Linked DNA regions of Homo sapiens: region 2 is linked to region 1. The links are chromatin loops, found by intact Hi-C in ENCODE. Cell type or tissue: left lung. All regions are shown on one strand. Each heading gives the region's core, and the rest is flanking DNA. Links, peaks and the distances in the headings are about the cores only.

Region 1 (15,556 bases), core at 3,201-11,200:
GTGTACTTGAAAATTGCTAAGAGTATTTTAAGTGTCCATAACCACAAAAAAATGTTAATAAGTACGTGAGCGTCTTAATCCATTTTTGTTACTACAAATGAATAACTGAGGCTGGGTAATTTATAAAGAAAAGGTTTTTGATTTACAATTCTGCAGACTGAACATGAAAGCATGGTGTCAGCCTCTGCTTCTGGTGAGGGCTTCAGGTTGCCACTCACAGCAAAAGATGAAAAGGAGCCAGTGTTTGCAGAGATCACATGGTGAGACAAGAAACAGGAAGGGTGGGGAGATGCCAGACCCCTTTTAACAACCAGCTCTCACAGGAACTAACAGAGCGAGAACTCACTCATTATTGCAAGGATGGCACCAAGATATTCACAAGGGATCTGCCCCCATGACCCAAACACCTCCCATTAGGCCCCACCTCCAATGCTGGGGATCACATTTCAACATGCAGTTTGCAGGGGTCAAACATCTAAACTATAGCAGTGAGGTAATGCATATGTTAATTAGCTTGGTTTAGCTATCCCGCAATGTATACATGTATCAAAACATCAAGTTGTACAGCATAAATATATATATAATTTTTGTCAATTTAAAAAATGCTTTTTAACTGCCCTAGGGCAACCAGTGTGAGATATCTCTGGTGTTAAAGATACTTAAAATAATTAATAAAAGCTAAAGCAAATACATAAGCAATCATTTTAAAAGAACAAATAGTCTCCCTCTTGCATAACTGGCCGAAGGAAACCTTCACTCAACAGCCACTTAGTGAATACATCAGGCAAGCTCCCTCTGTCTTCTCCCCTGTCCATCATGACTGAGCAGGCACTGTCTGTGCTATCCTCTGGTGTGTTTTCAGGGCTGTTACCTTTGGCTGCAGCTGCCCAGTTTTGCAACCTTACAACAATCAAGTGAAAAATAAACATCTCCAAGGTTAAAGTTATTCTAATTAGCAATAAGCTCTGAACAAGTTAAGTCAAGAAAATTCCATAAATATATCTTAGATGCTCACTATCTGCAAACATTACTTGCTGCTGTGGAAGATTTAAAAGCAGGTAAAGTAGTACAGCTTGTTCCCTCAACTTCACTGTTGGTGGAAGTGACGAGTTGACCTCAAAGAAGACTTTGGTGTTATGAACCTCAGGAACTGTGGAAATTAAGACTCCATCAACAGAAACAAAATGATGGTAAACAGGGTTAGTTTCCATGGAAGATATTTTGGATGCCTTAGATTTCCAGCCCAGGAAATAAGTTAGGGATAGAACTATAGATATGGGAGTTTTGCCAGATACCTTGTTTGCCTCTTCAGATCTACTCTCCACCCTTTTCCGCTCTGCTATCCACTCCAGAAGTCTGATTTGAACAAACATGGATCATGGCACCCTTGGACTTCCCTTTGGGTTCTACCAGCAGGTGACTGGAGGCAGGGAGGTACAGTGAGATCACTGTTTATTCCCCAGGTTCCCTTCCTGTGAGATTGTCTCACACTGGCCACATCCCTTATAGAAGGCCATTTTTCCTCCATATACACCGCTCTCTCCTTCTGGGTTCCAGTCACCCCTCCCAGCCCTGATCCTTCAGGCTAAATCATACTTTCCCCCAAAAAAGGGGGGAATGCAGAAAAGGAAGAATCACCAGAGAAAAGACCACTTGGGAATCCTTCGTAGTAAAGAGGAAAAAGAAGCCACAACAAAGGAGCCAGCTGAAAGAGAGAACTAGAAAGTAAATGAAAGGTCAAATGGTGTAGATATAAGTCAGTCCCCATCCTGGCCCAGCCATTGAAATATATGTGATAATAGCAGTCATGAGGTGAGTGAAGATGAAGGTGGCTATTTTGAGGTTGTATGCTTGGATCTACATCCTTCCAAACCATACCTACTCTTCTTCCCCTTAAGTTAGCATTGAGAAGACTCAGTGGCTGAAGGCACCCCTCCATCATCAGCCACCACCACCACCCACCCCCAAGCACACTGGCCAACCACTCTCCGTCTTGCCGTCCACCATGCTATAGTGGCCCCGACTCTGCTTTTGGATTGAAGGGCTTTTTCCCCAGCTGCTGAGTCCTGACAGATGAATGTTCTCAGTTGACAGTAATCTACAGAATTTTCCAGGCAATCATCATTACTGAACTATTGCTAGGTCAGTTAGAGAATGCTTCAATTTTCTTTCTATGTGATGATTCTGTCTACAAATAGATTTCTTAGTCGAAGTGCATGAGATTTAGTAAATAGAGATTGATGCTCCAAAGTTACGTTAAAGCATGTATTTTCTAGTTTTGTACAACAGGAATGTGAGCTTTCATTGCTGTAAATTTTTAACTAGAAATGTAAAGTGATTCATTTGTGGAATATTTGATGTCAATCTATATCTTCATAAAAGAAGCATTTCTATTTTTAATCCAGATAACTTCTGCACCTGTCAAAGAACCAATATCCCTAACAAGTCTCCCTATTTGCTTTTAAGATACACCCTGCTCTAATAGTAACATATGGTAAAACTCTGGCTTCTATGACATTGACATGCCACCGATGACATTAGACAAAAAGTAATCAGAAGTTTTAAAAGCATTAATTTATATATTTTTTCTTAAATAATTCATGCACAATTTAACCTGAAACTCATAACCACATATTTATTAAGTGCCTCCTCTGAGCCAGGAAGCACCCCAGGCATTTTATATTCACATATGCATTTATCCAAAAATATTTATTCTTAATTCTCATGAAAACACTTTGAGGTTAGTAATTTTCCATTGTTCACATATTCGTACTCTCAGCGAATATTTACTGACCCCCTACTCCATGTAAGACTCTGTGCTAGGAGCTAGATAAACAAGGCAAATAATAGCATATGCAATCACACAATTTAGTGTACAGCTGTGATAATTGATAGAAAAACTGTATCTTGCTGAGAGATGAAGAAAATAAGGGTCTGAGAGATTAAGGAATGTTCCGGCTTTCTGCCTCCTTTGGTGCTTGATAAGGAGTTCATAACATCATAGCTGCGCTGGGAATCCCCAGCTGCCTGGCCCTCACCAGCAGCAGCCTGTTGGCCCCTCTGTGAGAGGACACCACCACCCCACAAATTGCTCTGCACCCACCACAACCCAAGCAGCTGTTTATCAGCCTTACTTCTGAAGCATGATGAAGTTGGAGGGAGTGTCACCTAACTCTCAGGGCAAGAAATCTGGCACCAGGACAATAATCTAAATCCTGGTGGCTTGGAGTTCATTTTAGAACAATCCTTGCATACTGAGAATACTAGAAGCACATTATATTAATCTTCTCAAAGCAGTCATTACTTCACGGTTCACATTATAGTAGTATGTGCCCGTGTCAATGTATTCATCTTTCTAGCCTCACCTAGAAGCACTTATCTAAAGAAATTTTTGTTGGTAGAAACAAAGAAGAAAGAGAGACAGAAGGAGAGAGAGGGAGAAGAAAAAGGGAATACCAAACATGCCACTGTTTTGATGATTGCCTTTTTAGTGTGATGGGGGAGTGAGGCAGGCAGTCTGCCCATCCCCTGGGGTCTTTGGAAGGGGCAGTCCACAGATATGGGCAGTAGGGACCAGGGAAGGCACAGCACCCCCATGGCCACCAGACTGTGACCATAGTACAAGACTTGGGAGGGGCAGCGGAGCTGGGCAGATGGTGTCCGAGGCCCCCATTCACCAGGCCCCCCGACATTCAAGTATTCTTCAAGAACAATTATAGGCAAACAAGGGGAAAAATGTAGCATAAAAATAAAGAAGGTAATTTTTCAGAAAATATCAACTAAAAATTTTAAAAATTAGTATTTCTATTCTTAAACAAATTGAGATATAAGTAATGTGCAATAGGCAGTGCTACAACTACCGATTATATCTACACAGATATATTCCTCCGTTATACATCAACATCTTTCTAACTAGCATGTGAGAAAAATGTAACAATCCGGTTGATTTTGTAAATGTTCCACCAGTTCCCAAAAATAAAATTTACTCTTCCCATTTTTAGCTTTGCTGGGTAAGTTACAAATCTCATTTAATAGTTTAATATGAATTTTTGTTTGAAATGGCTATGCAGCAACTTGCCTAATCTGGCCACAGCACTGAACAGACAGGTGGCCAGGGCTGAATTATGAATTGTGCAAAACGTGTGCTTCACTGGGCACCTGTTATAAAGCTCTCTGTCACATCCCAGACCTGGCAAATGGGATGAACCAAATGATGGCTTCTGCGAGCATGGTAATATATAGTGCATCTCATTAGAGTATTATGATATATGGAGCACTGAACTTGTTCCCAATATATAAAACATTAAATTACAATGAATTCCACTAAAAAATAGAAAAAAAAATCAGCACTTCCCCTGAGTGGCTCAAGTTCCTGATTGTTTAATGTGAACGTTTCCTATGTATAAGCTGCAAAACAATAACTACAAGTCCTCTTACAGATGAAGACAGGAAACAATCAGCAAGAGATTCTATCACTTTCTGGTTTTATAGAATTTCTTGGTTACTGTCCTGGTGAGGAATAACAGAGTAATGATCATTGAATTACTTTGACCCACATCCATTTGAAACTACAGGCTATAAAACTGTGTCAGGCTGTGACGACTTTGCCATCTGTTCTAATCACTCGTGACAGAATTTTTTTAATGTAATTATAAAATTGTTACCCTAATGAATATTTCAATATTTTGTTATAAAATTTTTTCCAACAAAATATGATTTAAAATATAGCAACTCTGTAACATTCATAATTTCCTTACATTTGTTTGAGCCTTCATTTCTGAATCAGGTTTTGGTTTAGTAGACAGCAGAAAAATTAGGTTTCAGAATTTAAAAAAAAAAAAAAAACAAGAACAAACAATAGCCACAACAAAAATTTCCCATTACATCCTATAGGCTCTTCTTAGACTACTCCAATTATTGATCCCATCAAGCTTGGAACACAGCAACTCAACCCAGAAGGCCCCTCGCTGGTGCTCTGTGGAGGCTGACCTCAGCTCTGTGAGGGGAAAAGGGATCTCTGAAAAGGACACCTCTGGGTAGAAAAGGAAATGTCTGTCTCCCTCCAACGAAGTCTTTTCTTCTTTAGTTTCTTCCTAGAGAACCCTTGTAGGAGTGCTAATCTACTGGGAGTGGCTGCCAGGAACACAGTGTTGAGGATTCTGAAGATCTATCTTAGTTTGGAGGGAAAGAGGGCTGTAATTAATTACTCCTTTCCTCCTTTGTCATGAAATGCCAAGAATTTTCCAAATATAAGTTCTCTCCATCCTGTAATTTCTGATCTTTTTCCAGAATAGCTTTTCTGTCCTTTGATGACTTAACCATCTGAGGTGACACATTTTCATCTTAGCTGCTAAAATCACTTGTGAAAGAAGTTTATCCATTCCCTTAATCCTCACTCTTGAAGTTTTCTTTGGGGTTCATCACCGCCATAAAAAAGCTTCCCATTAATTGCTATGACCTTAAAAAGTGGGGTAAAATCTAGTAGTATCTCTTAATTAGGACAAATTTCATTAAAGCTGAGGGAATCCATCAACTGTTTAAAGAATGTAAGAAAGGGAAATATACATTATATTCACGTACTTATTTCAATCCTCATAATGATTCTTCAAAGAAGTTATTATCGTCATTTTACAGTTGAAGAAACAGAGGCTCAGAGATGTTGAGTAAATTCTTTAAGATGTCAAAGCTAAAATATGAGCATAAGTCTGTCAGTCCCCAAAATTGCACATGGTTGAGTGAGTTATATGCAAGATTTGGGGAATATTCTTGGCAGTCCTATAGCACATGGAAGCCAATTTATACTAGTACTAATTGTGGTAGTACACGTTTAATAGGACTCCTTTTACTTCTCCAGATGAACTAAATGCTTTCTCCTTAGGTCTTTTCACATTTCTCTTTTCACTCTTCACTGGCTAATCCCTACTGGCCCTTTACAACTCAGTTTAAGTCACCCTTCCTCTAGAAAGTTTTTCCCAAGTTTCCAAGAACGTGCCCCTCTAGAATCCAGTAGTTCTCTCCATCACTGTTTTGATAATTGCCTTTGTATTCTTCACCATACTATAAACTCCTTGAGGGCAAGTCTGTGTCTTCTTTGCCCTCGTATCTTCATCTAGAATGATGCTTAGCCCACAGTAGGCATTCAGTATTTGTTGGAGGTACTATAATTTAAAAAGCAGGTAAGACAGTGCGTTAATCTCAGTATCCCACTGTGCAAAATTAGTTCCATTTTTGCCATCGTTAATAATAAAGTGGTTAATGATTCCTGAAGATGAAAATGAAGGCGGCTGCATAGTTAATAATTTAATGAATGACCCAAACCTCTTTTCAGTATTTAGGGCTTTTGGGGGTTCTTACAGTTATCTAAAAGAAAGTAAGTATGGGTCAAGCTCATAAAGCCTTAGGAGAATTAATTGGTATCATGAGTCCCATAATATTATGGGAGCTAAGTATGATTATTGTCTGCCTAGCTCTAAAAGGACCCTTTAAATAAGAAAAGAGAAAGGCCTCTTTTCCTAGTCTCGTATTTCCATTTCCTCTAGTTCCAACTCTCTTCCAACACAATATCCAAGCCAGCTTCCTATTATGAGGAGTTGGGAGAAAGAGATGTAATCAATGTAATCATCTTGCAAATTCACTCACAATAAGCTCCACTATTCAGCAAAAATATAGTGCATGTTGTTTCTAACTGATATGATCTCTTTCATAATCTCCCATGTGCTAGGGAATGGTCTAATCCAGGAGTTCCCAACCCAGTACCAGTCCATGACCTGTTAGGAACTAGGTGGCCTAGCAGGAGGTGAGTGGTAGGCAAGCGAGCATTACCACCTGAGCTCCACCTCCTGTCAGATCAGCAGCGGAATTAGATTCTCATAGAAGCACGAACCCTATTGTGAACTGCACATGTGAGGGACCTAGGTTGCATGTTCCTTTTAAGAATCTAACTAATGCCTGATGATCTGAGGTGCAACAGTTTCATCTGGAAACCATCCCTTCCACTGCTGCAACTCACCGCCCCCCAGCTCTCTGACCTTGGAAAACTTGTCTTCCACAAAACTGGTCCCTGTTGCCAAAAAGTTTGGGGACCACTAGATTACACTGTAATCCCATTTGACATATCATCTAATCTAATAAATAAAACAATCCCTTATTAGGTACCATTTGTCTTTAGGGTAAAAGCACCATTTGGTGCTTGGTCTATTTTCATTCTTCCCTTCCCCTTGTTTACACATGCCAAGTTGGTATCTGGGTTCACTGTAGCTGTTAGGTGAATGAGTAAATGAATGACCTCACCCTCTTGTTGACCCCCAGGCCCTTGCAGGTTCCAGGCTGGCCTGGCATACATATTGGATGTGTTGACTGGTCCATCCATGAGCATTCTACTGGTATCCACTGCTGGTATTTGCAGCCGTAAATTTGCGGACTGTTCTTCCTTGACTTGGCCAGGACCTGGTGGAATATTACTGCTGACTCAGTGTATTAAGCACCTCTCTAGCTTCTGTAAACTTGATGTATTGACATCTGTCCTGTATGCATATTGCAGACACACCTTGTTCTGGACACCCTGATAATATGACTGAATCTCCCCGCCTTGGCCTCCCACTTCCCTCATTGCAGCCTCCCCACCTAGGGAGAAGGAATCTTCCTCCCACGGTGGGCAGAGTGGGAGGGAGGTGAGAATTCAAATAAAAAATGATCAAGCCAGAGTCCACACCAGCAACCACCTCCTTTATCAGGTTCTTGTACTCTGAGACACCACAAAACTTACCTAATCATCCCAGGGCCAGATACCAGACAACTAGGGACAGCTTCTATGCTCCAGAGCCTGACTAAATTATTCAAACCAGCCAGTCCTAAGCCTGCTTACCCTGCCTTGCTTGTTCCTTCCCAGAAACCACAATTCCCCCAGTTCCTCTCTCCCTTCCCTCCTGACCAAGCCCGTTGCTCACCAATGTGCCCCTACTAGAAGTACAGCATGCACACTTCTCTTGGGAACTTCATAAACTGTCTTTTCAATGACAACTGTCTCCTGATCTGTTGGCCTTACTATACCTTAAATGTTCTATTAGCACACTGCATTTTAAAACACTCAGCTTCCTTCCTCTCAGCTTTCAGTGGCTACAACCCCATTCTAAATCTCTCATGCATCCTTCATGTTGTCCCCTAGGTTTGGGTGCTCTACCCTCAGCTTCTGTCATGGGATCACCTTGACCCTACAAGTCTGTGGAGTTGCCCAAGGCAGGCTTTCTGACTCTCAATCAATCTCTATGCCATACCAGAATCTAGAGAGGCTCAGGAGCCAGACTCAGATACTCTGACCCCACCACTCTGTGAAGCTGCCAGTAGTTCTTGCCAGGCACCCTTCATGAGATCCAAACAAGGTGAGTATATCCCCTCTAACTTCAGTACTCCTCAGTTTTTTAAAAACATCATTTGTGCTTTGGGTCAAAGCCTGGAGCAAGGAGCTGTCTTCATTGTTTTATCTTCTTTCTATGTCTCCTTCTCACCATCCCTGAGGGCCAGGAGGGGAAGCCCTTCTCTTCCTACTTTCTCTTCCACTACTGTCCTAAATAACTCTATGTTCAAGTTCACCAAGCCTGGCTCTGGATATCTTAAAGAGGGAGATAGAAACTTAAATATATTTTATTTTTCCTCTCTCTCTTTCTTTCTCTCTCTCTCTCTCTCTGCCCCTCTCTCTACATCTAGCTTTCTCATGTATTGTACTATTCTCTCTTGCCAAGGCAGCATTAGCTTAGTGGCTTAGCCTAAAAATGGAAAGGAGTAAGAAAAAGATACTTTATGTAGGAGATTTATATTAATGATTTTAATATTTGCAAAATTATCCCTTTTATATCAGCTTGTGATTACAACTTTCTATCTTAACTCAAACATATATGTCCTGAAATCATTAACCCCTTTTATTTTTTCCTCAAGAGCTCAAAGCAGCAAATATTACTCTTCAGAAATGAAATTCCAGTCCCCTGTTAAGTATAAAAAGCTAACAAATAAATGCCCCAAGTTATGAAGAACTTATATCAGCTAAATGAAGAGTGGAAAATATTCTGTAAAAAGGGAGCATAGGTCATTAGTGGGTGGTTCTGTTGATTATAAAGAAAAGCCAGACACATTACTAGCATTACATGATCCTAGAGCAACTCCAATTTAGTTCCCAAGTTACAGGAGGAGCCCAGGAAAACTCCACTAATTCTAACTTATGCAATCCTCAAAAATAACATTAGTATTTTCTCCCACTTTATGGTTGAGCCACTGTAACAGTCAGGGAAGATAGTCTCAAAGGCCAGTATGGGAAAGTTATTATTTAAATGGCATCTTTAATTTTCTGAAAATCTAGGATATTCTTATTCCTCCCAAATATATTCAGATCTGTACTGAGAGCTTTTTCACACATTACAATCTAGTTATCACTTTCACATTTTTTTCTGCTAAGAATTGCCTAGAAAATAGATTAGCCAGACTGTAGGTGTGAAAACATAGAAAATGTGAGAAAAGTGAGATTTAATATTAAAGTCAGGCAGTGAAGTTTTTCCTCCGTTCTGTGAGACAGGGGGAGAGAGAGAGAGAGAGAGAGAGAGAGTGTGTGTGTGTGTGTGTGTGTGTATACGTGTGCAAGTGTGCCCCCTGCATACATGGGAGGCTACATATAGGCTAGAACCCTATATGTAGGTTCTCAGTCTTCCTTGACATGTGAGGAAAAACAATAGGGGTTTTCAATTTTAAAAAAAAGAAGAAGAAGAGGGTTTGCAATAAGAAGTTAGTCTGGATGCATAGCAAATATGCTGCAGTGAAATATCATGATATGTTAACAGGGTACATGATGGGAGTTAGCTGCAGATTGTGTTTCTATTGACTCTACTTTCCAAATTTTCTGCCATATTCTACTAAAGTGTGCATTTTTTGGCCAGGCGTGGTGGTTCATGGCTGTAATCCCAGCACTTTGGGAGGCCCAGGCAGGTGGATAACTTGAGGTCAGGAGTTCAAGACCAGCCTGGCCAAAATGATGAAATCCCATCTCTACTAAAAATACAAAAAAATTAGCCTGGGGTGGTGGCACAGAGCTGTAATCCCAGTGACTCGGGAGGCTGAGGCAGGAGAATAGCTTGAACCCAGGAGACAGAGGTTGCAGTGAGCCGAGATCATGCTGCTGCACTCCAGCCTGGGCAATAGAGCAAGACTCTATCCAAAAAAAAACAAAAACAAAAACAAAACCAAAATGATGTTTTTAAAAACCTCTTGGAGAAGTTTCAGAATGAAAGTTCCCACTGAAGTTTTCAAATACTGATTTAGTTTTTTTATCAAGCCAGTATGGGTAGAGCCAGTAAGGTTAAGGCTGTATTAGCTTTTTAGGATTAGTTTCTAAAAGCAAGATATGGAATTTTACTCACATCAAATAATAAACTTCAGGTTTGAAGCTCATGAGGAGTCATGAAATCAAGTTAAAGTGTCAGGACTAGTATTTTTTAAATAAATGAAATAGAATATCAAACATAGTCCTTTTAATAAAGGTATCATTTTGTATAAAATATGTGTGTATGCATATATGTGAATGTAAATGTACATGAATATTCATTTATATATTTCACGGGTTGAGAAGTCAAATATATTTCTTACTCTGGTTTTCATATGTCTTTCAAAAAAATTTGGAAAATGTTATCCTAAAATATCTGTCATAAGACTTTATCTATAGCAAATACAGCAGACACATACATGCACATGCCTGCAACTAAGTAAAACTGTCTACCTCCTTAGATTTTTCTCTGGAGAAGATGGCATTTTAGTTAACAAAGCACTTCATCACACCATTTGCTTAGAGAAATATGAGCTTCTGAAAAGTTGGAAACAAGAATGAAATTCCTCTGCATAATGAAGAAGACGTTTGGAATTCCCAGGTCCCAACACTAAACTGGAAGGAGGGATTTCAAAGAAAGGGGGAGGGAGATGGGGGAAGAGTAACGTGGTAGCAAGGAGGAATCTACAGAGAAAGGCTACTAATAACAGAAAATGAGTAAGCAAAGGACGGTGTATTTCATGCTCACATTCAAAATTAACTTCTCTATGGTCATATGCTCTGACATGTTTTTCATTGGTGTAACTGCCTCTGTGACTCCAAAACCATCAGTAAAGTCAGCTCCGGACACGGCCTTGAGTAGACAGTATTTTCAAGTTTAAAGAACTAACTTAGGAATAGGCATGAGGCATCCTTTTCCCAATATCTAGAGGGCCTGATTCTTGGGTTTCATAGTCATGCAAATTATTTGTTGAGTGGAAAAGAAAATAAGAAAGAAAGTAATTGTTCCAGCATTCTGTGATCTGGCACCCCAGCTGGAGTGGCCAGTGTCTATGACTCCACCAGTAGTGAAATCCAGAGGTATCTTTCCTGGCCTCTGACTGCTACTTGGGGGAAACCTTTTCAAGATAACTTGCAGCACAGATTCAAAACACAAAAGCCATAATCTAATAACACACGAATTACTTCTAGCCAACTGCCTCCTTTTCCATCCAGCCTCCTGACCCATTCTGAAGAGTGCAGAGCCCTCTGTACACCCCATGAGATGCTAGGTGCTCCATAAGGCTAATTCTCATTCTGAGATATGGCTCGGGTTGGCCCCTTCTTTCAGTGAAGAACGGCAGTGAAAGCACAACACCTTTTGCATTTACACACAGATACAACCTGATGTATAATGAGAAATAATAGAATCATAAATGCCAACTCTATTTTTAAAATCCTAACTTATTCAACCAGCACATAAAAGAACATGAATAGCAAACTTTCCATTATTTGGAAACTTCATTTTCAGCAGCTGCCACTCTTTCTCCAACCTTCCCCTCGACTTCAACCCTACAAACTCTACCAGTTACAAGTAGCAACATAAAAATAAATTGGTTTCATCTCCTTTTACTTCCAGTTCCATCATGTGAAGAAAATGAGGGAAAGATGCAAAATAGTCGGAAGGCAAAAGAATAAAAATTAGAGAGAAAAGTGCCGAGGACTTAAATATTCAAACTGCAAGATCAATCCTAGAGTAATCAGGAATTTAATGTGACTTTCACAGTCTGGAAAGCAAGCTAAAATAAATGTAGGGGCAAGTAAATCCAAGTTAAGTTGGTTTTTATGCTTGAAAGTGAAGTGCACTATTGTGTTCAAAGACTGCTAAATGATGCAGTAGATATAAACAAGGCAGTTCCCATCCCCAAGGAGTACTAGAGCACATGATGGCATGAGACATGAACATGAAAATATAATAAACAATGCTAAAAAAAACAGTTATCAAGGATATTTTTCAGATAAGCATTTTTAAACTTCAGAGGGAGTAGGAGGCTTTACAGAGAAAATAGAATCTGATCTGGTAAGTGAAACATGAATAGACAAGTTTTCAAATCTTTTGAGATGCCACCTAAATTTCTGCTGGATGCCTGATACATATATGGTCACGCGGCTCTCATGACACTGTACTGACATCCCACATGATCCTTTCACTTTGCTCTAAACCTCCCATCCCATCCCTTAACTGGTGAATATCAGTTTGATCTGTTACGGTATTCCTTTCCAACCATTGTACAAATGAGAGAAGATGAAAGACAGGAGCAAAATTCAACAGTAGTGGAGAGTTAAACATGAGCTAGTCTGTAAACGAGAGGTAAATGAGAGGGACATAGATGTTGGATGAGGGTCTGATAGAAGACAGAACCAGAGGAGAAAGTGACTCTCGGCTGCTGGGGCTGCTGATGAACACAGAGCTGTTGGCAGCTAGAAGCAAGAGCAGTGTCACACTGCTGCCTGCACTGCATTAGGTTACTTTACAATCCACCTTCCATGGAGGTGAAGGACTTTGTGCCTGAAGCTAAGGTCAGGGGTCCTAGAGACAAAAGTGGTCCTGAATCCCTCCTCTGCCATTTGCTAAATGAAGCTGTATTAGGCCATTCTTGTGTTGCTACAAAGAAACACCTAAAACTGGGTAATTTATAAAGAAACAAGGTTTAATTGGCTCATGGTTCTGTGGGCTGTACAGGAAGCATGGTGCCAGCATCTGCTTCTAGTGAGGGCCTAAGGGAACTTACAATCGTGGTGGAAGGCAAAGGGAGCCAGTGCATCACGTGGCAAGAGCAGGAGCATGAGAGCAAGGGGGCAGGTGCCACACACTTTTAAACAACCAGATCCTGCGTGAACTCAGAGCAAGAGCTCACTTATCACCAAGGGGATGGTGCTAAACCATTCCTGAGGGATCCACCACATGATCCAATCACCTCCCACCAGGCCCTGCCTCCAACAGTGGTAATCACATTTCATCATGAGATTTGGAAGAAATGAATTCAAAACCATGTCAAAAGCCATAGCTAGCTCTGCATTTGCTTCAGATTCAGAGTCTAATCTCCAAGGCTTGCTGACCTTCTCCTTCTCATTGTTGCTTCCCCTTCCTGTCTCTTAATTGTTCCCTTCCTCTGTTATCCAGTCATTTGGTCCAATAGTGCAACAGCTGGAATATCCCCTCCAAAACGCATGTTGAAACTTAAGCCCCAATGTGGCAGTACTGAGAGGTAGGGACCTTTAAGTGGTGATTGGATCATGACTCTTCTACCCTTATTAACGGGTTGGTGGATTAATGGGTTATCATGGGAGTGGAACTGGTGGTTTTATAAGATGAAGAAGACAGATGTGAGCTAGCATGTTAGCATGCTCAGCCCTCTCACCATGTGATACCCTGTGCCACCTCAGGACACCGCAACTTCCCACCAGCTGGAAGGTTCTCACCAGATGTGCCTCCTCAACCTTGGACTTCCCAGCCTCTTTATCTGCAAGAAATAAATTCCTTTTCTTTATAAATTACACAGTTTCAGGTATTCTGTCATAAGCAACAGAAAACAGACTGAGACAACTATCCTCTCTCCAACTTGACTTTATTGAAGACACTACTGTGGTGCCTTTATGTCCCCTCCCCAGAGAACTGTAGGCTGAAAACTGGAAGCAGAATCACAGAATTTGATTGAAGAAATGGACCTTAGTGATCATCTGGTACACAACCTTAGTCTACAAACAAGGAATTCAAGGCTGTAAGAGGTCAAACATCTGCCCAAAGTCACCCAAGTACAGAACTACCAGCTCCCAGCCCAGTGTTCTCTCACGGTATCACTCATCCCCCACGTCATGTGAAGCACATTGCAGAATTCAAGCTCAAACTGAGCCAGGAAGGAAGACAAAATCCAAATCCAAGAGGAGAGTAGGGGCTGATCTCATCTCCCAGAGAGGTCTGTCTGCTCTCCCCATCCAAGAGTGTAATACTGTGCTTAATAAACTTTCGCAGCTTTGCTTTGTTAAGAAAAAACAAAGGACGGTAGGGTCATTTCTAAAAGCAGAATGCTAATTATGAGAACATGAAGTGTTGATTTTAACACAGTAGAATGCTCAGGATTTGCATCAACACGGGAAGCGGAATGACGGGCGCGAGTCTCTCCGCCACATAAAACGGGCACAGAGCGCCATCTGCTGGATGTCTGGACTTCAGGCCACCTGCCACAATTGAGAATGACGGATATGTTTAAGCTTATTTCTTGTTGGGCATATCCCAAACACACACACAAATTTACTACATTGTTTATCTTGCTTTTTTCCTTTTTAATATAGCATAATGATATTTCTTTATTAATAATATATATTTCATCATTCCTTTTTAAATCTAAGCTTCTAAAATAATTGTATTATGAAAATGTCCCAGTATACACAAAAGCAGCGAGAATGGTACAATAAAACCCTCACTTAGCCTTCTGTCATATTTTTAAATTGTCAGAATTTTGTCACATTTGCTTCTCTATCTCCTCTTTTTTCTTCCTTGAATAATTAAGACAAATCCCAAGTATCATATATGCCTTCAATCTTTAGTATGAATCTCTCTTAAAAATAGACACTTCTTTTATAAACACAATATCATTATTACAGCTAACAATTCAATAACAATTATGTGTTATTATCTAATGCCTAGTCAATAATCATATTTCCCTGGATGTCTCCAAATATTTTGTATCATCGATTTGTTCAAATCAATATCAAAACAAATTGATTCAATTAAATGTAATTTAAAATTCATGAATTCAATTTAAAATCTAATTCCATTTTAAATCCATGAATTCATATGCATCTAATGGAAAAAGAGAAAGCCTACCAACAGAAACAATAAAGGGAGGGAAAGAAGGAAACAACATTTTTACCATATATTAAAGTAACTAGCCCACAAACACCTTAATCTGAAATTTGGCAACTAAAAGAAAACAGTTAAAAATATATTCTGCCTTTGATGAATAAACCATACTTCATTGTAAAAATAGCCCTATTTCATGAGAGGCGTTGTTTTTATACAGAAGAATTCCACCTAAGTGAAAGGAATGATAAGGTTAAAACATCTCCATTTTGCAACTCCTACTAAACCCAAAAAGGTGACGATCTTCAATGAATGGAACTCTTTTAGATAAAAGCTGATGAGGAACTTGACAGAAGAGGGCTCATCCTGTCATCACGTGCTCCCACTTGAACATGTGATACAAAACCAAC
Region 2 (15,556 bases), core at 2,796-10,795, 120 kb before region 1:
TCAGAAATGTAGCAAGTAATTGACCGAATGAGGTATTAGGCACTGGTGTGTTCTACAACAAAATCTGTGGTTGTTATTTTTATGCTAGGAGCAAGGAGGTGTAATCTCTGACCCTTTGTTACACCTGAGAACTGTGCCATAATGATCATTACAGAAGGCTTTCAGACATACACAATATCGTTGGCACCTGAAATCTTTCTTTAAACTTACCTTATGAGAGTCCGTTTTGCTAAGTGTCTCCACATTCTTCTGTGACTTTTTTTAAAATTATACTCTTTAGCTGCTGATGAGGTGGGCACAGCGGCCGTTGGCAGCTGCTGCTTTGGGTTGCTTTGTCAATCTCTGCCCCGGTCTGATGTTTTCTACAGGGAGATGCCTTGGATCCAGGTTCAGGGATTAAATAAACTTGTCAGCTGAAGATGAAAAAAAAAATTATACTCTTTATTACATTATATTGAAATTAACTTGTGTATGTCTGTCTCCCTCATTGAATTGTGGGCTCCCTAGAGCAGAACCATGTCTTATTTATCTTTATAACCAAATCAAGTTCAGGCACTGGCAAGAGTAGGAACCAGTGGTACAGAATTTGCAAACACTAGCATCTTTGAAATGCCCCATTGACTAGCAGTTTCTGCCCACCTCAAACCCATTGCTGTATCCTGATCAGTTCCTGACAAATTCTTGTTGGCTTGAACTTGTTTGAGCTTTAGTCTGTATAGGGGGAATGGAACTGCCAATGGAAAGAGAGATAGACTACGAAATCTCACTTTTCAAGTGGATATCTTTTCTTCTGTGAGTATAATACCTCTAAATAGCCTGAAGGACAGAGCTCTCTGCTACCACTTATGATCACATAGTGCTTTGCATTGGATAAATTATTTTTACATTAATCACATTTGTTGCCTTATGAGGTGGGTAGGGCAAGTTTTACTTCCTCATTTTATCCATAATGAAGTTGAGGCTCAAAAACATTAAATGACTTCCCTCAAAGCACACAACTTACACAAGGGGCCTTTAGACTTGATTCCAATCCATACCTAGACCCATTACATAGATCTGTCTTCCCTACTGTACTGCTACTATGAATTTTATCAATTCCACTATAAACATGTTTTATAATCTGGAATTTGTCAAATACAGTATGCCTTTGTTATTAGATAGTGGAGCTATTTTTACTCAATACACAAGGACACAATGTATCTTTGAAATAAAGAGATGAAATTCACCAAGATTGAGAAACAGTAAACCAGTGAGTTCTCTTCAATTTCCCTTTGGATTTATGGTGGTGCTACACTAAAACTGAGTAAATTAAATCATTCTCTGAATATCTATTCCAGTAAAATGAAGGTCATTTATAAATTATTTATAAATCATTATAATTCAAAAATAATTCAAAAAACAAATGTAAATATTAAATGCAGGCATTTAAACATTTCACTCTCAAAGAATGAATGCATGGGAGGTAAAGGATATGAGGCTAATTTGATGGGGACATGAAATGGTAAAACCTTAGAATTCTGAGCTACTGCCCCCCAAGAAAGATATTAATGTGCACACAGGAAATTTCATGGCACCCACATTTCTGCTCTGTTTTCAGCTGTTATCTCAAAGACAAAGGGAGCAGACTATAACACTCCCATCCCTTTCCCACAGGGTGAGCAGGACTAATAGGTGGCTGCCCCGTTAATCCATTACACTGGCATAAGATATAACTAATAGTCCCACCAGAACAGTAGGCATTAATTGGGATTGTCCCAGATAAACTGAGATATATGGTAACCCTTGTAATAAGAGCATGCATTTCCCAGAGCATTTGGGGAGGTAATTATCCCTATAAACTCTGAAGCCAAAGCGAAACTTGTGCAAATTAATTGAGACTGAAAACCAGCCCTGGTATTTCTACCTTAGCCCAAGAAGCACTGGAGACATAGCAGAGGGTTACGGAACCTGATGCAGCAGGAGAAATACAGAGTGGATTAAGCCAAAGACAGTTCATTTAAATTTGTTTCCTCAAAGTTTCTCATAATTCCTAAGGATGGAGTTGGATATTAACATCCACTTTCTCTATTTATATTATACATAGTTTATTATCTATAACTAGGCTTAGGAAAACTGTTTAGTAGAGTATGTAGTTCTCATTCCAAATATTAAAGGCAGTAGTTCACAGTGAATCGTGGTGATTGTCTCTCTTAGAACCCAAGGTAAAGCACCCTTCATGTTTTTTCAAAGAATAAAAACTAGGCTGTATACCTCAACTCACTAACACATCACAATTCTGCTAGCCAACATGAGCAAACTCATAAAAATGACTTACTTTAAGAATACTCAATTAACATGTCTTACTTCTATCTTAAGAATGCATATCATACTTTCATTTCATTTGCACTGTAACTATTCATGTGTTTATTTTCACCACAAGATTTGAAGGTCCTCATTGGCAGGGATGATATCTTGTTCATCTTTGTACCCCTAGTATCTGGAATAATTCTCCAAGCATTTTATTATTGGAAATAAATGTCTTTTAAAAGTACCACTTATAAAATGAAAGATTTTTAAAATGAAAGAATTTTACTAACGCTTTAGTTAATAGATAGCACCTTACCATAGACCAGCCAGCTAGGGGCAAATATAGTGAGAAGAAAGAAGTCCACTTAGAAGAAGGAAGAAAAGTATAAAAGGTCAACTGATTTTTCACTTTGTTTTAAGACATTCCAGGTCATAATGTTTTATGCTTACTGAGACAGCTTATATGATAAGCTATGACCATTCTTCAAGAAGTTGGAAAGAAATAAATTCTTGTACAAACATCACTGCCAATGGTGTTGAACATGAGCACCTGTGTTTGAAATGAAAGCACAGGCCAAGGCCCCTTAGGGAATATAAACAGATATCAACAATGCATCATAGTTACCAAATTAAATGAAAAAGGAGGTGTTTTCTATATGTTTCCTGAAACCCATGTGTTTTCTTTTGTGCTTGAAAGCAGTCCCAAGCCTTGGCATTGTGACTAAGCTTGAAAAAGAATTCTCCTGAAAGTGCTCCCCATTTCTCAAAAATTAAGAGAAAAAGAGATCAGCCAGTATTTTAGGTTATTCATTCTCATTTTTAACACCAACATAGCTGCTAAGTAATTTTAATAGCAAATATTAGTCATGTTATTTGAAAAAAAGAATTTAATTAAAATTGATCAATATAATTCATTGGTCATTTACTTAAAAAATGAATGTTCTTTATACTGATTATAAAATCATTCTGAAATTTGGCTAGCACCAGAAGTGGAAAATAATTCTTACTCATTTAGAAATTTAGAGCCATACCAGACAAGTCACTGATGTGAAATTCAGCAGCCATGAGAAGGTAAATGGGGATTTACTAGTAAGTAAACTTTATGAATCTGATTGATTGGTAAGGCTTGAAAATCATTGTCAGTTGTTCTAAGAGTTCATCCACGTTTCTTAATAGCAAGTTTAGGACTTAGGCAAACTGCTCTTCTTTGTTTTTTTTTTTTTAATCTAAAGTGTATATTTTATATAATATTATTATAATATAAAGGTAAAAAATGAAATGAGTTTGGGAAGTAATGAAATAATGCAGTCCTTCTCAGAGCCTTTAATATATTAATGTGGGTTATGACTCTGAGAAGAGGGAGTTATATGTGTCCCAAACTCTTTTGACTATTATATTAGTTATCTACAGCCACAATAATTCCAGATGGCAAACCACACCAAAATTCAGTGTCTCAGAACAATCTTCATGTATTCTCACAGAGCTGAAGTTTGACTGGAACACTTCTGCTTCAAGCAGCAGGCCTGGGAATTTGTGTTTTCTATGCTTCTCTCATCCTCCTTGGCCTAGCAGGCTAGCCAGGACATGTTCTTCTTGGACAATGCCAGAGGTACAAAAGAGGCAGTGAAAATGCACTAAGTTTCTTAAGTCCTACTCCTAAAATTGTCATACTGTGTCTGTAATCCATATTCAACTGGACAAAGCAAGTCACATAGCCAAGCCCAAAGTCAGGGAGTGATGAAATATGCTCCATCCATGGTGAGGCCATTGCAAGGAGTGGATCCAAGGAGGGGTTAAAGAGCTAGGACCAACAATTGTCTCACAACAAAACTCTTTGTTTATGGATCATCTCATGGAACTAGTGCTCCACAGAACACACTTTTGGAAACACTGCAATATCTCACTGCTTTTTATGCAATGCTTATGTTAGTGGGCACAAAATGACATCTGACTAACTTTCTGAGAATTTCCTAATTCAGGCTAATTTCCTGAGATGCTGCAGCCTGAGAGACAATTTAAAATATTATAATCTAAATGGAACCCACTACTAGATTCCTAGCAGAAATTCTTCTTGTTAATAGGTCTTTAAAATCCCTTCTGTTGTGAAAACTCAATGAAAATTCAGCTTATAGAGTCAATATGGACACAGCGGGTTCAGTTTAGAGAGAGATCATTTTCCTAGAGAGCCTCAGTCAGGATTCTGCAAAGGATTTTGGAGGGAATCAGATGCTTTGATAGGAGTGGATGATTAAGACTAAGTTCTCAGAGACTGTGCTTCGAGGAAGTGCAGAGCCAAAGACCAAGCTGGGTAGCAGATGATTGCAGAGACAAGTAATATCCCAGCCCAGGCCAGTGAGGAGCTCAAGAACAGCCTGGGTCCTCAGAAGAAAGCCATGCCAAGTCAGCAGAGAGATGTTCCTGAACAATCCCTTAATGAGAAGGAATAGAGATCAGGACCTGCTGCGGACACTCTGCAGTCCATGGTATATACACGTTTGGAACACAATAAGCCTCATTCTCATCAGCATGAGGGGTCAGTCATTGCACCAATCTCTTTTATTTTTATAAAACCAGAATTAATGAGACTCACCAAAAATCCTTGAACCAAATGAAAGTTTTTCTGATAAGCATAGTCAGAAGTCTGTAGCCATAGCAGGACAACACCAGGTCAGCCGGAGCTCTGCCCACAAATCCACCTCCCAGCACATAAATTGCCAGTAACCTGAAGAGCTTTGTCTGACAAACTTCCCAGTTTCCAGCTGAGAAAAAAAAGGCAGGGACTTTACAGGGGTGGGGTTTTAACTGGGCATTCTGGCTCTCCTACTGCTATCTAAAGAATGTTACCTCATCAGAAAGCTCAAGGTCCAGGGTGAGAATTAGGTGGGATTCTATTTCTGGTTCAGCCTCTGTTTCACTGTCTATGGTTTACTTTAACTTTTAACCTCAGTTTCTTTATTAGTAAAATGGGATAACACCCATCTTGTGTACCTTCCAATTATTATAAAAATAATGTAATGATACCTTTTAAAGTATGCATAAAAAGTGGCACCAAAATGTAAGGTAAGGCCACATATCCTCCATTGACACCAATAGAAATTGTCAAACTTAAGCAAGGATGCAATTAAGCCTCATATGCTAATATTTCCCTAAATAGTGACGTCTAGCACAGGCTTTTTAGCCACCAATGCTCCATAAAACACAATACAATATATTGGGCTAGAAAAAAAAAGTATTCTTCACTTTTCAATTTAGCAACAACAACAAAATGAGATTTATTCATCCTTCATTTAGAGTACACAACTAGATAGAATTCGTCAACATCATCATCCTCATCATTATCAATCACTGGAACAAAGAATTGAAGTAGCAAAAATTGGCATTGCCAATATTCCTGTCTTTTTTAAAATGGATTGCCTACAAATGAGAAATTCAAGACAAGCCACTCTGAGTTTTCTTTGAAACGACTTAACATTTGGTCAGGGATAGGAAAGTTGAACAGGAAAATGTACATCAAAATTTTAACTTGGAAAAAAACATAAGGTGTATAAACTTATAGTGGACTGAATTTTTATATTATTAGAGAACTAGAAAAGGCTTTTCCACAAGGGTATTGTAGAGGGCGTTTAGATAATCAGCCTAATAAATGGGTCAAGTGTTTCTTCTTGTTTTTCTTTCCTAAGAGATGCTTTGAAATCTCCCACTTTGAAATCCAAATTCTCTTTAAATTTAATCTCCCATCCTCATATCTCCTTGATTTTTCTGAGAGATTTTAGAGATGATGTCTTTTTGCACAAACACTAACTCTAAGGCGACTTCCAGTTCTGAAATGTATAATCATTGACTCTACACTTGCTTTTAAAAATTCTGATCTGTTGAATTTTGAAATTTTAACCAATTTCACTAACCTTTCAAGTTTTTCTCATTTTCCTAACTTAATGTGAAATACAGGACATTTTGCCATGCCACTCTGACTACTCATCTTATAGATGAAGGAAGGATTCTGAAAGGTGCTCTAATGACTATAATTATCATAGGGACCACATATTGAGCACTAACTACATGGCAGGCCTGATTTGAGGGCTTTTGCATATGTCAAGCCAGTGAAGCCTCTTAGCATCCCTGGGAGGGCAGTTTTACAATTCTGGTAGTACCAAATGAGCAACTGAGGATGAGAAACATTAAAGAACCTGCCCGAGGTCATATGCCTAACAGTAAATGATAAAGCTGAGGTGGAATGCGGGGCGGGCTGCCTGTCTCCAAAATCGTATGAGGCTCCCTTGGGTGGAAAGTGATCCAACTCCAGCTTCGTCCTTGTCACCTTATTTGCTAAGTAGCTACTAAGGCCAGCAGATTTGATCAGGGTGCAAGCATGAAGCTAAAGATCATTATAAAGCAGTTGTACTGGGTGGATTAAAAGTTCGTGAAAACAAAACAAGTTCCTTGGTGGTATTATGGGTTTCTTCTTTCCTCTCTCCTTTCCCCTTTCCCTTCCTTTAAACCTTTGGTACATCAATAAACACTTGTTCATATAAAATGGAGGTCGAGTTTCTATTACTGCTTAGCTGAAAACACCTACAAATGTTCACAGGAACTTTAGTGACTACCAGTCTAGATAAGCACTTGAAAATAAGAAAGAACAAGCTCCGCGAGAGCAGAGATGCCTTCAGATTTTATTCGCGAAGGCACCCCACGCTCCTAGAAAAGAGCACGACGCACCCGATGCTCGGATTGGATGAAGTGGCAAAGGTAACCCCGCTGGTTCGGGCGTTTGGCTGTTCCTGTGCCTGGACCCCCGCTTTGGAAATGGAGGTGGGGCTGGCTCCCAACCTGTCTCAGAGACCCTCGCACTCCTCCCCCACCTTCCGTCAGCTGGGACCCGCTGAGAGCCGTTTTTGGTCACGCGCGCTTAGCGGATAGACCTGCAGTCCCGCAGAGAGGAAGGGCGCCCGGGCTGTCCGCCGCGCGGGGAGGACGCGAGCACCCAGGTGACGTCCCGCGGGCTGCCGCGCGAGGGCCGGGCTCTGGCGTGGGCGCGCCCCAGGGCCCGTGGGCTGCGCGCCCGGGAAGGTCTGGCGCCTGGTCCACCAGTCGCCCCTCCCCGGGGCTGGCTCGCCGGTAGTGTCTGATTGCTGGGGGATCCCCCTCCATCCCCAGAAGGTACAAAGTTTGGCTCTGTGGAGGCACCTACGAGACGGAGCGGGGCGGGTGGGTGGCCGGCTGGTTTCACACTCGGCAAAGAAAATGGAAACACAGGTGGGAAAAGAAAAAGGGAGTGGCTTTCCGGGAAGCAGCGGCCCCGACCGAGACCGCTGGAGCGCGCCGGGCTAGTTCATCCCGGCTCTCCATGGGGACTAAAGAGGCTGAACTGAAGTGGCGAAGGCGAGGAGGCGATCACTGGCTTGTTTGCTAAGAGTTCGGGAAGGCTTTTTTGAACTAGAAAAGACAAATTCAGTTCTTCCTCCAGGTAGATCCCCGTGTCCCCTGTACGCGCCTCCGGACGGCCTTCTGTGAAGCCCCCATTCCCACTTAGTTAACTTAGTTAATATTATTCCTCTGTCACAGGACTCCTGCACGGTCAGGTCATCTGAACTCCTCAGTGGCCCTAGGGAAGTTAGTTAGCGGCTGTCAGAGAACTGGGGAAAGTAGGCAGGTGGTAGCCTAGGCCCTTTGCAACTCAGCTGGGGCTTCTGACAGCCTTTGAAAAATTCTTTCTAAAAATGTGCTTCTTGTATTTTTTAATGAGGCTTTGCCCCAAAGCCTAATATCTTTGTTTGAGGTGGAATCTTCTTATTAAAATGGCCCTGAAGCTACCACTAAAGAATCAGGCATGAACACAAAATCTTCTGGATTTGAGGAATGCGCAGTTCTAATTTCATAGAACTTAGCTCAGCGCAAATGGGGAGGCAATCTGTTTTCAATGAATGTTTTCTGACTTCTTAATAATGCATTTTTCTACTTAAATAATAACCTGTTTGTTAGTATAACTTAGTGGGTAGAGATGGGGGGGTGGGGATGCTGACTGGCTGGAAATGACTGGATTGGGTTGGTAACCCATTATTTGTGTTTCATTTGGATCAGGCATATGTTTAATGTCACAATTGAATTGGCCTTTTGCAGAGCAGACATGCCCTCACTTACTGTCTTATGGCTATGACAAGATAATTACAAGGGCAATGTTATTCGACTCTTAGCCTAACACAGACTATTAGACTGCACAAAGCATTCCAATTACAAGAAAAAAGTTTTTCAAGCCTGGGGAATAAAGTACCACCAATGTACAGGCCACAGAATGTTTCTGAAATATTAATGTAGTTAGTTAAACGGAGATTGAATAGGGAAGGAAAAGCCACCAGGCACTGTAAAGAGGAGCCAGGAACAATCCTACGGGTCCAAGATGCTGTGAGAGAACCAATTTCATTTTTAGTGTCAGCCTGGCTCTCCTCAAAAACTAGAAATAGATTTTGAGGGGAGGTCTGTTGTGTATACTGCTAAGTCCAGTGTCTATTTTGAGAGGCAAGCCTGTAGATTTAACCCAAGTTGTGGGCTAAATGCATAAGAGGCAGCAATTATCCTACCAGACCCCAAATTCCCCAGCCTAGCACTTTAGTCCTAGAGTCAGGTGTGCGGGAGGGAGCCTCCCCCTTCACAGGACCTTTGGATGCCCATTAGAACTATGGCTCAGGACACTGTCTAGTCAGAGGTCCTAAATCCCTGCAAGGGACAGTCACAGCTCCCACTCCACAAGGGATGGAAAATGTCCCTGTGCCCTGAAGATGCCGGGATGCCTCTGCCTTCCGCAGTGACACCCCCTCACCCAACATGACTCCTCTTCCTTCAACCCAGCTGGAAGAAACCCAAGCTATCACTTATTCAGCCTCCAATTTACTCATCTCCAATCCCTTATGCATTTATTTTTAACATTCTGATTCTCAGAAATGAAATGAAATATATACAGGTGGGGAAATTAGAGCAAAGCTGGAAATGAGAAGAAGAACCTTCTTCATGCCTCAGGGCTGAAGAAAAGAAAAACACTTTTGTCAAGAGCCTGCTCTGTTTTAGGCAATGTTCGCATGCCTCATTTCTTTTTTCTTTTCTTTTTTTTTTTTTTTTTTGAGACGGAGTCTCACTCTGTCACCCAGGTTGGAGTGCAGTGTCGCGCGGTCTCTGCTCACTGCAAGCTCCGCCTCCCGGGTTCTCGCCATTCTCCTGCCTCAGCCTGCAGAGTAGCTGGGACTACAGGCGCCCACCACCATGCCCAGCTAATTTTTTGTATTTTTAGTAGAGACTGGGTTTCACCATGTTGCTCAGGATGGTCTCGATCTCCTGACCTCCTGATCCACCTGCCTCGGCCTCCCAAAGTGCTGGGATTAACAGGCGTGAGCCACCGCGCCCCGGCCTCAGATGCTTCATTTCATTAAATCCTCACGATAACTATGTAGAGAGTATTATTCTCACCTCACCTATGGGGAAACTGAGGCTCAGACAGGTTGGTGACTACCTAAAGTCACACTGCTAAAAATGACAGAGCCAAGATTAGGTCCAAATTTATCAAAGTCTTCTAGGAAGGCCTGTATGCTTTGCTGGTGAGGGCTGTCAGGAAAAGCCCAAGCAGCTCTGTCCTCCAGCCCCATCTGTCTCCCAGCTTCCCTGAGGAGGATGCACTGAGGCTAAATCTTCCAGAAGCTGTGCCTGGAGAGCATGTATTCACCGCTAGGGTCTCCTGTGGAGGTCCTGGGCCCCATAGGCGGCTCTGCTCCCCTCTTTTCCCCACTCTTTATCTCCATGCCCGCACCTTCTCACTCCTCTGACCCCAAACTGTTCGATGCTACAATTTCAGAACCATTGGCATATGCCCTTTCTCTCCCTGGGGTTACCACCCTTTCACCACATGCTTGGGTTTCTTCTTTCTGTCCCATCCCAACATTATTGGGAATCTCATAAAGACCCCTCCAAATAAAGCAGGAGATGCATATCTAAGGACATACTAGATGTGGCTCCAAGGTCTGAAGAACCGAGGGCCTGGAGCTTCCAAGCAGCTGATACCCTGATCATCAGGGTGGGAAGGAGGAGAGGTGGATACTGAGGCCTTGGGCAGGGTCCAGGATTGGGTCTCCTCTGTCTTGGTGAAGGGCAGGAAGATAAGAAAAAAAATGTAGAGAGAGACAGAGAGGAGACAGAATTATGTAAATGGCTTTTATCCAGGGAAAAGTTTATGATTATAGAAAAGTTTTTAAAAGTTAGATTGATTGTGTAAAATTAATGCTGATGAAATGACAGTCTTTTGTAAATTTCTTATGACTTACAGCTAATTGCCATGCAGCTCAGTAACAATTGTGTATTTCATTAAATACAGTTCCAAATAACTTTACCGTACATTTTACTTAATTAACATACATTTTTAAATCTTTCTATACTCTCAGGACTAATAAAGTTTCTCTTGAATACTAGCTTCTGGCATGATTATCTGATCATCATTGAAGTAAATGAATACACACACACACATACAGGGTAAATGAATACACACACACACATACAGGGTAAATAGTGTGTTTATCCTATGACTCTAACATTAAGAGAGACAGATAGAAACCACTTGTTTTATGAGAACAAGTTTTATCTTTGGGATTTGTATTAAGCATGTAAAATATTGGCAAAGCTTTTGCTATGCTGAACTCAAGTCTGACACATTTAGTAGCTCATTACTCCAATTTTAATGTAAGGTTGCAAAACACTGAAATCTCATCACCTGGGTCCCACCTTGTTCTAAATATACCTGACATCCCAAACCTTCTAAATAATTGAGCTAATTCATTTACAATGCTCTGCTCACTTTCATTAAGATGGAATTTAGTTTTTTTTTTGTTTTTTAAAGCCAATGAACTTGCAAGTTTACTTGGTTGAAAATGCCTTTTAATCTTAGAAATGTAAAAAGATTATATATTGCTACTTAAAAAAATCTAGGTGAATTTTTTCTCCAACTAAAATTCTTCGGAAATTTAAAAGAAGCTGCTCTCTTTGAGGGAGATTATTTCACGGAGCACATATAAAAACATTTTTTCAAATAAAAATGTTATAAAATTGTGTACTATTAAGGCATTTCATTGCATAAATTCTGCCTAAAATATTTTATATTTTCAAAAAGTGGAAGGTGAGTACAGTTTGTTGTTTACAGAGAGCCTCTGTATCAGAGACTTATGTAATGTTCTTGAAATATGTCTTGATTCTTTCAAGCAGCAGTGATGGCTTATTAAGCAAAGTCTATGTAGCTCTTCAGGAGCAGTTTTGGACCCTAAAGAGAGAGGAAACATTTCAGGGGGACCATTGTTCCCATCGTCTTCTCAGGGTAGAGGTCAAAGGTCAGCACATAGTTTTAGAGCCTGACAAAACTGGGTTCAATTTTTGGCCCTACCACTCACTTACAGAGGAACCTGAGCAATATCCTCACCCTCTTAGCCTCAGTATTCTCTTTGGCAAAATGAAGATAATAGTAATTTTACCTTTGATCTGACTGTGAACTTTAAATGAGGTAATGTACATAAGGTACTTAACACAGTATCTGGCACATTACAAACATTCTATAAATCTTGCTTAAAATTGGTACTTTACCTCTTTATCTTGTTTTTTATGTCTTCCTTCATGAAAATCTAGGCAATAATTTTTTTTGAATTTGATACAGGGTCATGCTCTGTCGCCCAGGCTAGAGTGCACTTACACAGTCTTAGCACATTGTAACCTCAAACTCCTGGGCTCAAATGATCCTTCTGGTAGGTAGTAATTTTAAACCTGTGGTGTATTTCATATGATCTTAGACCCTCTTTCAGCCATTGGAAGTGCTTGTTCTTAACCTGTGTTTAATATTTATTTTTCTCATAGGAGTCATAAGTGTTTTCATAAGTATGACTATGTACATGCATGTGGGTAAATATCGATTTAGCTCATGGAGACATTCAGGCTGGTCTCTTAATTGACTCATAACGGCCTTGAGAAGCTAACATTAGTCATAAATAAATACTACCTGATGGCCATTCTGGAAGAGAAACCCAGTATGCCATTCATTATATGGAAAAAGTTATATGCCTGCTGGTAGCAACTTGTGCCCAATAACAATCAACTATTAGAAGATGCACGTAAAAAAGATGGAGTGATGTGTCTTCTAATCCTCTATAGTATTTAAGAATGTTCAAAAGTGAGAGGCAGAGGGTAAAAGGAAGGTCTTTCTGTTCTATTTCTACCTATGAGAAATGTTGTTGATTGATTATCTCGTTTTTCCTTGCCTTGAGTTTGGGTGGCTCTGAGTTTCAGGCAAGTGTGTGTCCATTTCTAGCCCTGTGGGTGGGGGGATGAATTGAGATTATTTTAGACCAATTACTGTAATTTCACTCCTCCTACCAATGCAATGATTGGTTTGGCAAAGAGCATGTGACACAATTCCAGCCATTGATACTTGTGGGCCAGTGTGCAAAAGAGGCTGCTGGGAAAGGACTGCACTTTCTTTAAAATGTCCACAAAGAAGGGATGGTCCTTTCTGGCTTTTATTGTGCTTACATGAGGATGAGGACTAGCTGCTGTAATCATCTGGTATCCCTGTGGGGACCATCCTTGGAAAAGATTTGTATACTGAGGATAGCTGCAGTGGAAAAGAAGGAAAAGACCTGGACTCTGATGTCACCATTAGGCCACTGAAATAAGCAATCTTGAAAGTACCACCCTGTCTTCCCCTGTGAAAGTCTACCCTATGGACTTCACTGTTATGTTTAAGCTATTTAGGGCTGGGTCTTCTGAAACTGACAGTAGGAGACAGCCCAAATGATTTACACACCAGCCATAGAGAACCAAATCAGAAAACTCTTGCAATGAATCCATCCCTTGGGACATCAAATGAGTTAAATATTCTGCTGAAGTCTATGGCTGCCTTAGTTCCAGAGATGCAAATAATCCCTAATGATTTTTAACTTAGCCTCCTGTTTTAAAGCCTTTTTGAAAAAATGATTAACCCTCTATAGACTTGTTAGTCTCTTGTTTCCTTTTCTTTTCTTTCAATATTGGCCTGCCAATCTTATCAATAAAAAATAACCTTTTGTGCCCCCATGAAAAATTTTAAAACAGTGTTTATTTTGGGGTGCTAATGAAGTGACTTCAGTCACTTTTATATGTTTATCCATTTATTTCAATTTTTATTGTTTTTTAACTCTTAATTTCTTATATTTTGCTTACTTTTTCTGTGTGCTGTTTTGATCTCTTTTGCTTTCAGTGTAGTTAAAGCATATGTCTGTATGTGTGTGTATGCAGACTTTCAGAAGAAGCATAATGTAGTGGAAAAAGCATGGAATGTTGTGTCAAACTTTGGTTTAAATCCTGACTCTGTTATCTAATTTTTGTATAGTTTTTGACAAATTCCTTAACCCAAAGCAAAAAGAATGGCAGCGAGCATGGAATGTATTTAATTGTAGAACTAATCCTAAAGCAAGGGTGGGGATTTGGATGGCATACTATATGCTGTGAAAAAATTTAATTACATACCTATCCAAAACTGGAAGAGGAAGAGGGAAAGAAGGTGGAAGGTAGAGTAAATTCACTTATGGCCTCGTGTAATATATCTGAGTCAAAGGATATATTATTCAACCTGACAAAACAAGTATTTAAAGTATAAGGATTAGCCGGGTGCAGTGGCATGTGCCTGTAATCCCAGCTACTTGGGAGGTTGAGGCAGGAGAATCGCTTGAACCCAGGAGGCAGAGGTTGCAGTGAGCCGAGATCACACCGCTGCACTCCACCCTGGGCAGCAGAGCAAGACTCTGTCTCAAAAAATAAATAAATAAATAAATAAATACAACACAACACAACAAACACAATACAATAGAGTATAAGAACATTAAAATGTACAAAGCTAAAACTAAAAATATAATTTGTTGACCAAAATTGAGCAGTGGAGGGCCAGAAGAAAAAAGCAAGGAAGGGGAAATATGCCAATGTTATCATTTCCTTTTTTATATTTTTATATACTTAAGGGTCCATGTATATATATTATACTTATGGATATATATACATGTATATTATACATGTATATATATTATATACTTAGGGGTCCATGTATATACTTAAGGGTCCATGTATATAATATATCCATGTGTTACATGGATATATTTCATAGTGGTGAAGTCTGGGGCTATTAGTGTACCTATCACCCAAATAGGATATATTGTACCCTATAGGAATTATTCCATCCCTCACCCGCCTCCCACCTTCCCACCTTTTGGAATCTCCGTGTCTATTATTCCTCTCTGTATGTCCACATGTACCCATTGTTTAGCTCCCACTTATAAGTGAGAATATGTGGTTTTTGACTTTCTGTTTCAAGTCATTTCAATTAGAATAATGGCCTCCAGTTCCATCTATGTTGCCATAAAAGACATTATTTCATTATTTTTTATGACTGAGTAGGATTCCATAGTATACATATATACCACATTTTCTTTATCTGCTCATCAGTTGATGGACACTTAGGTTGACTGCATGACTTTGCTAATGTAAACAGCATTAGATAAACATACAAGTGTAGGAGTCTTTTTGATACATGATTTCTTTTTTAGGGGTAGATACCCAGTGATGAGATGACTATATCAAAGCGTAGTTCTTTTTTTACTTCCTTGAGAAATCTTCGTACTGTTTTCTGTAAAGTTGTACTAATTTACATTTCCACTAACAATGTAAAAGTATTCCTTTTCTCTGCATCCTTCCCAATATCTGTTGATTTTTGACTTTTTAATAATATTCATTCTGGCTGGTATAAGTGGTATCTCATTATGGTTTTAATTTGCATTTCTCTGATGATTAGTGATATTGAGCATTTTTCATATGTTTTTTGGCCATTTGTATGTCTTCTTTTGAAAAATGTCTGTTCATGTCCATTGCTTGCTTTTTAATAGGGTTATTTGAGTTTTTTTCCTCTTGATTTGTTTCAGTTCCTTGTAGATTCTGAATATTAGCCCTTTGTCAGATGCAATGTTTGCAAATATCTTCGCCTATTCTGTAGGTTGTCTGTTTACTCTGTTGATTATTTCTTTTGATGTACAAAAGATTTTTAGTTCGATTAAATCCCATTTGCCTATTGTTTTTGTTGTATTTCTTTTTGAGGACTTAGTCATAAATTCTTTGCCTAGGCCAATGTCCAGAATAGTTTTGCCTAGGTTTTCTTCTAGGATTTTTGTAGTTTCAGGTCTTACACTTAAGTCTAATCAATTTTGCATTAACTTTTGTATATGCTGAGAGA

What was found. A loop is a pair of places that touch in the nucleus more often than their neighbours do. Peaks named below come from ENCODE experiments on the same cell type or tissue, not always from the same donor. Only the 100,000 strongest peaks of a DNase experiment are listed, where the experiment ranks them.
Region 2: a loop joins it to region 1, with 2.0 times the contacts of the local background. A loop is called at or near these places in 16 of 110 quality-filtered maps.

The regions. Positions count from the first base shown.
Region 1 is chr6:99,867,193-99,882,748 of GRCh38, reverse strand. No RefSeq gene overlaps it. Among named protein-coding and RNA genes, the nearest start is that of MCHR2-AS1, 120 kb to the left of the region's middle. In left lung, for the core only: no CTCF peak of the experiment used is centred there; no DNase peak of the experiment used is centred there; H3K27me3 peaks cover 292 bases.
Region 2 is chr6:99,985,651-100,001,206 of GRCh38, reverse strand. It overlaps MCHR2 (melanin concentrating hormone receptor 2), which reads left to right and starts at 6,984. Exons shown (of 6, transcript NM_001040179.2): 1 at 6,984-7,271. MCHR2-AS1 (MCHR2 antisense RNA 1) reads right to left here and starts at 7,169. Exons shown (of 3, transcript NR_038384.1): 1 at 7,003-7,169; 2 at 211-413. In left lung, for the core only: no CTCF peak of the experiment used is centred there; a DNase peak (open chromatin) is centred at 7,286; H3K27me3 peaks cover 4,555 bases.